Regions from separate parts of the Homo sapiens genome. Here region 1 is linked to region 2. The links are chromatin contacts, found by Hi-C in ENCODE. All regions are on one chromosome and are shown on one strand. Each heading gives the region's core, a stretch centred on a gene start or an enhancer-like site at or near the end of the contact. The rest is flanking DNA. Distances are from core to core; before and after follow the strand shown. Region 1 holds the start of LRP8 (LDL receptor related protein 8). Region 2 holds the start of ZYG11A (zyg-11 family member A, cell cycle regulator).

Region 1 (3,745 bases), core at 1-2,500, 490 kb after region 2:
CCCCACCGTTCCTTTTCTCTCCCCGGGTCTGAGCTCCCTGGCCCGCCACTCACGGCAGTCGTCCTCGTCGCTGTGGTCTAAGCAGTCATCGTCCTCGTCGCATCTCCACACAGAGGGGATGCAGCGCTCGTTCCGGCACTGGAATTGGTCCTTTTCGCAATCCTTGGCCGGCCCTGCGAGGGGGAGGGAGCGTGAGCTGGATCAGCGGACTCGGCCCCACTCCCCACCATGCAGTCCGGGCCACCCGGAAGGACCCGCTGGGGAGGAGGAAAGGGGGCGATTATGGAGACCCCGGGGGCTTCAGGCACACTCCATCCAAAGGGAGGGCACGATGGCAGGGGTTCCGTGGATGTCGGGCCGCTCGGTGGCACGGCGAGACCAGGCACCTACTTAAAGTGTCACACGACCTGGGTATACCCTCCATTCAGACGCACTCACCCGCACACGCGACCCATAGTCAGAGATCTGCTCAGATACAGCCCATAGGGAGTCCCCGCGCCCGCGCGCCAGGCGCAGTGGGAGCCGCAGGCACATCACCCTGGCAGGCAGCCCCCTCTCTCTCCGCCGCGCGCAGGGGTCTGCGGAAACGCATTGTCAAGCGGAGAAGCCGCCCGGCTCTGCTCATTACCGCCGCGGAGCGCGCGTGTCAAATAAACCCCAACGGCGAGAATCACACAGCTCATCCGGAACCATGAATGGCCGCCCCTCCGGCAAAGTTCCCCGCTGGCCAAGCCCCCCTGCACCCCTCCCCCAAGATCCGCTGCCCAGAGGGCAGAGCCCTCAACACCGAGGCCCGCGGGGGCGGGGGGCCGAGGGCAAATTCAGGAATAGCCGCTTCGCGTGGAGCCTGTCCGCCCGGGAGCCCCCGATAGCCCCGGGTTCTGGACCCCTCCCCGCTCCGGCCTCCCGGCCGCGCTTTGTTGGTGGCTAGGGCGGAGCAGAGCCGAGTCAGAGACCGGCTGCACGCACCTTGGCCGCCGAGCAGCGGATCAGCCGCTGCCGCCGCAAGATGCTGGAGCTGCAGCAGCAGCAGCAGCAGCAGCAGCAGCAGCAGCGCCAGAAGCCGGAGAGGGCCCGGCTCGGGGAGGCCCATGGCGGGCCCGGGGCTCCGGCCGCCGCGCCCCGCGCTCCCCGCGCCGCCGCCGCCGCGTCTCAGCCCTCCGAGTCCTTGCCGCGGCGCCGGGGTTGCCGCTGCCCCCGCCGCCGCCGCCGCCGCCGCTGCCGCCCGCCCCGGCTCCTCGGCTGCATTTCAAGCAGGTTCGGTGACGCTCGGCGGCGGGGCGGGCTCAGGCTGGGCGCGCGGCCCCGGCCCTGGGCGGCCGCCGCCAGCGCGCGCGCTCCCTCCCGCTGCCGCCTCCGCCCCACGCTCCCCCTGCCGCCGCCTCCTCGCCCTCCTCCCTCCTGTCTTTCGTCCACTCTTCTCTCAGCGGGCGCTCCACGGCCCTGCTCTGGGCTCGCCTGAGTGCTGGGCTCTGCAGACGCAGGGATGGGCCAGGCGAGCCCCTCACCACGGAGGTAGCAGGTCCAGAGGAAGCAGCAGAGGCTTCCTGGAGGAGGTGACAGGCGGATCAGAGGCTGAGGGATGTCTAGGAGTGAGCCTGGGCGGGAGGGGAAATGATGTTACAGGACGAACAGGCCTGTGCAGTGTGCGCGTGGGGCGGGGGAGGGAGGGATAGGGGTGAGATCCCAAGATGTGGATGAGCAGGGAGAAGCTGGGGGCGCAGGGCTGGACCCCTGCACCTGTCATGGGCTCCGGCTGGGATATTATAAATCCCTGTGGCTGGTTTGGTTTCCGTGCCATGTGCATCTGTGCATGTTGCACGCTCATGTGATCATGGGGACGTGAGGCAGGTGGATTGGGCCTGGTGCACAGACTATTCATCGTCGTTAAGTACGCTCCAGGCCCCTAGTCAGAGGGGCAACCAGGGGGGGCCCGCAGGGAAGACAAGGAATCCTCGCTGTGATGGAGAAAGACGAGGTCTGTGGGGCGGGCCGGGCGGGGGGGAAGGGGAGGGCACGGAAGGGATGCCATCCCTGCCGCTAGGGGCCGCGCACCTAGGCCCGCGCTGTCCGCCCCTGCTGTCTTCTGCAGGAAGGAGAAGGCACCTCTTCCTCTGGAGGGCTGCAGCCCGCCTCACCCACACTGGGGAGAATGGGTGCGGAGAGCGAGCTGGGATTCGATTTCAGCCTCAGACTTGTGAGCCGGGTCCAACCCACACAACCTTCTTTAGAGAATGAGATTCCAGGGCATTGGCCACTCAAAACAACCGGCCTGCAGGTGCCAAGAGCCAGTGTTAGGTCCACCCTCCCTCCCCTCTTGCCCCTTCACCTCCCTCGCGGATGGGCAGGTGCTGTTAGCCCTTGGCCTGGAAACCACCCTGTCTCCTCAGCAGCCTCCTGAGCCGTAGTCCCCCAAAGGGCAGCCCAGCGGCAATATCTGTGGCCACCCCACCAGAAAGGGACTTAGATCCCCAGAGAGCCCGGCACGGTGCTCCTGCCATCATCACCCCTCCTGTCCCTTGTTCATTCAGTCATTCAGCAAGCATTTCAGGCCCTGTTCTGTGCCAACCCTGTGCTGGGCCTGCGGGTACCAAGGTGAATCAGGCATGGTGCCAGCCCCGGAGAGGTCCCTGACCTGTGGGGAGACAGACCATTAGCACACAGACAACGAAATGCAGGCGTCCTTTCACCTATATGTGCCAAACGCCCTTCAAGGCTCAAGGATACAGTGGAAACAGATAAGGTTCCTCCCTGCTCTCCTGCAGTTATGTCTTAGTTGGAAGAGATACACACAAAAGCAGGAAAACAAAAGATTATTTCAGGTCATCATAACTTCTATGGAAAAAACAAAACAGACCCAGGTGAGAGCAATGGGGGTAACTGTAGAGGTGATCAGGCAAGGCCTCACAGAGGAGGTGACATTTCACTGAATGGCAAGATGGATCCTGACCCATGAAGATCAGGCGGAAGGGCATTCTTGGCAAAGGGAATGGCAATCAAGGTGGGCCGGGGCCTGATGACAGGGAAGGAGTGGGTGCCTCAGGTGAGGCTGGAGGGAGTTGGCAAGGCCCTGATCACCAGGGCTTTGTAGGCCACAGCTGGGAGTTTGGATTCTGTGTCAAGCACAATGGTGCCTGGGACTGTGGGATAAAGATAGAAGCCCGTCTTGCTGCCCAAACTGACCTATCCAACTCAGTCCCTCCTCCTCCTCCACTCTGTGGTCTTAGGAAAGTCAATCCTATCTCCCAGTCTCACTTTCTTATCTGGGAAATGGAAGAGATAAGGAATTTCTGAGGTTCATTCCAACTGTAAGATTAGTATGTGGGCCGAAGTCTAGAGGCAGCAGATGAAGAAAAGAAAAGAAAGGAAAAGAGGCCGGGCGTGGTGGCTCGCACCTGTAATCCCAGCACTTTGGGAGGCCGAGGCGGGCGGATCATGAGGTCAGGAGATTGAGACCATCCTGGCTAACACGGTGAAACCCTGTCTCTACTAAAATACAAAAAATTAGCCGGGCATGGTGTCGGGCACCTGTAGTCCCAGCTACTCAGGAAGCTGAGGCAAGAGAATGGCGTGAACCCGGGAGGCGGAGGTTGCAGTGAGCCGAGATCGCGCCACTGCACTCCAGCCTGGGCCACAGGACCAGACTCTGTCTCAAAAAAAAAAAAAGAAAGAAAGAAAAAGAAAGAAAGGAAGGAAGGAAGGAAGGAAGGAAGGAAGGAAAAAAGAGAGAAATGGAGAGCATGGG
Region 2 (3,358 bases), core at 131-2,630:
ACATGGTGAAACGCTGTCTCTACTAAAAATACAAAAATTAGCCGGGTGTGGTGGCGCGCGCCTGGAGTCCCAGCTGCTTGGGAGGCTGAGGCAGGAGAATCACTTGAACCCAGGAGGCGGAGGTTGCTGTGAGCTGAGATCGCGTCACTGCACTCCAGCCTGGGCAACAGAGCGAGACTCCGTCTAAAAAAAAAAAAAAAAAAAAAGCATATTGATTGGACTTGCAGTAAGAAAACTCAATTTTGACTCCCAGGTTGGCCACTCATCAGCTGGCCAAAAAACGTGTTGTCTATTCAACCTGTCAGTTCTTCAGTTTCCCTGTGAGAAAAATGGGGATGATACCTACAGCACAGGATTTTTTTTCTTCTTGTAGTAAGTGGATTAAATAAAAGAATAAATAAATGAAAGAAAAGCATTAGGCAAAGTACTTAAAAATAATTTTAACATCTGAATCCAATCCACTTATCAAGGACTTACTATGTAAAAAGCATTGTGATGTGTTTTACATACATTATTTAATCCTTACATTAAGTCTGTGAGATAAAGCATTCTCATTCTATTTTACTGATGAGGAAGTTGAGCTTCAGAGACATCAAGAATCTTGCTCCAGGTTCTCAAACACTAGATGGCTGAGCGGGCATTCTAATTCAGGATTCAAACTCCAAGGCTCATGCTCTTGAGAACTTTCCTTTTCCAAGGTATTGCTTTCTCTTAAATTAGCTAATGTGTACTAACTTGTGGAGTTTCTTTCCTGGAGAAAGTTAGAAGGGTCTCTCGGGGTTTCTTTCTTGGAGCAGGTTATAAGGGTCTTCTCGAGTACTTTTTAAGTAACAAGAAAGCTAAATAGATTTTTTGGTAGATACTTGCCAATATTTTGTATTCGTTTTATATTTGATTTATCCAGATACTCTAAGGAGTTGAAACAGAGAGGACCGTTAGAGAGGTGCTGTTGCCAGATTTTCAGGGGCAAAGTCTTTGAAATATATATTTTAATGTATGAAAGCTTTAAAAAATATATACATATATAGAAATAATGAATATGTGTGTGTGTGTGTGTGTGTGTGTGTGTGTGTGTGTGTGTACATGTATATATATATACAGTATTCCCCAAACCTACACAGCCGGTCCTCGGGGAATATCCTCTCAAGCCCTGAGGTGCAGGGCTGGGAAGGAGTGGGTGAGCGGCTGGGTCGTGGCAGGTTGGTCTGGGGAGGCTGGGGAGGCTGGGGAGGCGGGAGGAGAACGGTTGGCCCCGGCAGCGGCGTGTCGGAGGGCGGATGGGGCTAGGAGGCCGCCCGGGGGGTGGGGTCTGCGGCGGGCCGGCCCCCGCGTGCGCGTCGCCTCGCCGGGCATTTCAAAAGCTCGCCGGCAGGGCGCGGCGCTAGCTCCGTGTGCCTCGCAGGCGTGGTGGGCGCGTCCTGGCAGCCGCCCGCTTGGTTCTCGCGGGATCCGGGCTCCGGCTCGACGCCGGCTCTCTTTTTGACGCCCCGCCGCCGGGGTTGCCATGGTTCATTTCTTGCACCCGGGCCACACGCCCCGGAACATCGTCCCTCCTGACGCTCAGAAGGATGCCCTGGGCTGCTGCGTGGTACAGGTGAGCACCGGGGTGCGGGCGGCGACGCGGACCTCGGCGCCACGTCCAGCTCCGGCGAGCGCGGCGAGTCTCCTGGGACGCTGCCGAGGCACTTGCTGGGGAGTGTGGCCCGCGCGGGGCTGCGGTCTAGATGCCGAGCCCCTTCCAGGCGCAGGCGTCGCTGCGGAGGTGCGTTGTCGGGGGAGGCGGCCTGGGCGCCGCGGAGCGGGGGGTGCTTTTCTGCGCCCGGCGAAGCGCGTGGAACTTGCGCCCTGAGGCAGCGCGGCGAGAGCCCAGTCCCAGAGACCGGGGCGAGCCTCCTCAGGATTCCTCGCCCCAGTGCGGGCTGCTGTGAGCTTAGACGTAGGTGCAGGGCATGGCACTCGGCTTGGCCCGTAGTGGACGGTGTTTTTGCAGTCATGAACCCAAACGCCGCAAACCTTGACCGTTTCCCCACCCGTGTTGTGGACGCAGCGCCCCGCGGAGGCGGTGACCCTTTGGCCGTTACCACCTGAGGCCTTTGGGCCCGGGGCCGGGCGAGTAGCTTAGTCCGGCTGGGGGAACTGGAACCCGAAGTCTGAGATTCTTTCAGTTCCGCGCGTCCGCCCCCGTCCCCGTCCCGTCCCCAGCCTTTGCCGAATGCCTGTTACTCTTAGCTCTGGACAAAATGCAAACCCAAAGAATGTGTGTTTAGCGCCTGCTGTGTGTTAAGTGTCGCCTTTCTTTTCTTTCTTTCTTTTTTTTTTTTTTTTTGAGACGGAGTCTCGCTCTGTCACCAGGCTGGAGTGCAGTGGCGCGATCTGGGCCCACTGCAACCTCCGCCTCCGGGGTTCAAGCGATTCTTCTGCCTCAGCCTCCCGAGTAGGTGGGACTACAGGCGCGTGCCACCATGCCCGACTCATTTTTTGTATTTTTAGTAGAGACGGGGTTTCACCATGTTGGCCAGGATGGTTTCGAACTCCAGACCTCGTGATCTACCCGCCTCGGCCTCCCAGAGTGCTGGGATTACAGGCGTCAGCCACCGTGCCCGGCCAAGTGTCGCCTTTCTAAAGCAGTCTGGTAACCCCTAGTCTTTTGTAGGCTTTGCTAGGCTCCATTTTACCGATGTAGGGAAGTTGGGAGCTCTGAAATTTAGTTGACTTGCTCGTGAACTTGAATTTCACCTCAGGTGTTCAGACCTCTGGCCCCACTTTGGAAAAAACCCGCCAAGGGCCACCCTTGGGGAACTCGAGGGATTGAGTGGTGAAGGCTCGACCCAAAATTTATGGAGAGAAGGAAATGTTCTGATTAAGGTTGTGCTTTACATATTAACGCCTTGTTGGAAGACTTTGTGCCCTGCAGTGATCTAGCCTGTAATCTTTTGAACTCATTTAGAAAAGTTATATAATTTGTGGATTTGTAATTAATGGAAAACTTGGATTTTTTACGTGTGTGCTAGCATCGTCTCAAGCACATTTTTTCCTGCTTGGAATCGAAACAAGATTTCTTTACAAAAGTACTCACACCCATTTTCTCTGTCTAGTTCTGGGTATATCTCATTTTCTTTGTTAAGGATTTTATTTATTTTTAATTAATTATTTTAATTACACAAATATTGCATGAATACTTTTTTCCCTATGAAACATACATACAATTATTTCCATTTATGTCATTTTAATCTTCTCTTAGCAATGTTTTGTAGTTTTTAATATAAAAGTCTTTTCACATTTTGTTAAATTTGTTCCTGTTCTTGATACTATTGTAAATACTTTTTTTTTTTGAGACGGAGTCTCCCAAAGTGCTGGG

The links. Hi-C counts contacts between places; a loop is a spot of excess contacts on that map. Pooled maps may share reads with other maps.
Region 1: a loop to region 2 is called in a map with no recorded cell type, with 19 times the contacts of the local background. The contact joins the promoter of LRP8 here to the promoter of ZYG11A in region 2. A Hi-C loop is called at or near these places in 2 of 37 single-sample maps with no recorded cell type and 5 of 50 pooled maps.

The regions. Positions count from the first base shown.
Region 1 is chr1:53,326,820-53,330,564 of GRCh38, forward strand. LRP8 (LDL receptor related protein 8) reads right to left here and starts at 1,251. Exons shown (of 19, transcript NM_004631.5): 1 at 970-1,251; 2 at 54-173. The coding sequence starts at 1,093. LRP8-DT (LRP8 divergent transcript) reads left to right here and starts at 1,414. Exons shown (of 3, transcript NR_131923.1): 1 at 1,414-1,556. RefSeq lists silencers at 1-232, 748-917, 968-1,117, 1,188-1,387 and enhancers at 298-407, 1,458-1,687.
Region 2 is chr1:52,841,380-52,844,737 of GRCh38, forward strand. It overlaps ZYG11A (zyg-11 family member A, cell cycle regulator), which reads left to right and starts at 1,381. Exons shown (of 14, transcript NM_001004339.3): 1 at 1,381-1,594. The coding sequence starts at 1,505. RefSeq lists a silencer at 1,131-1,460 and an enhancer at 1,962-2,555.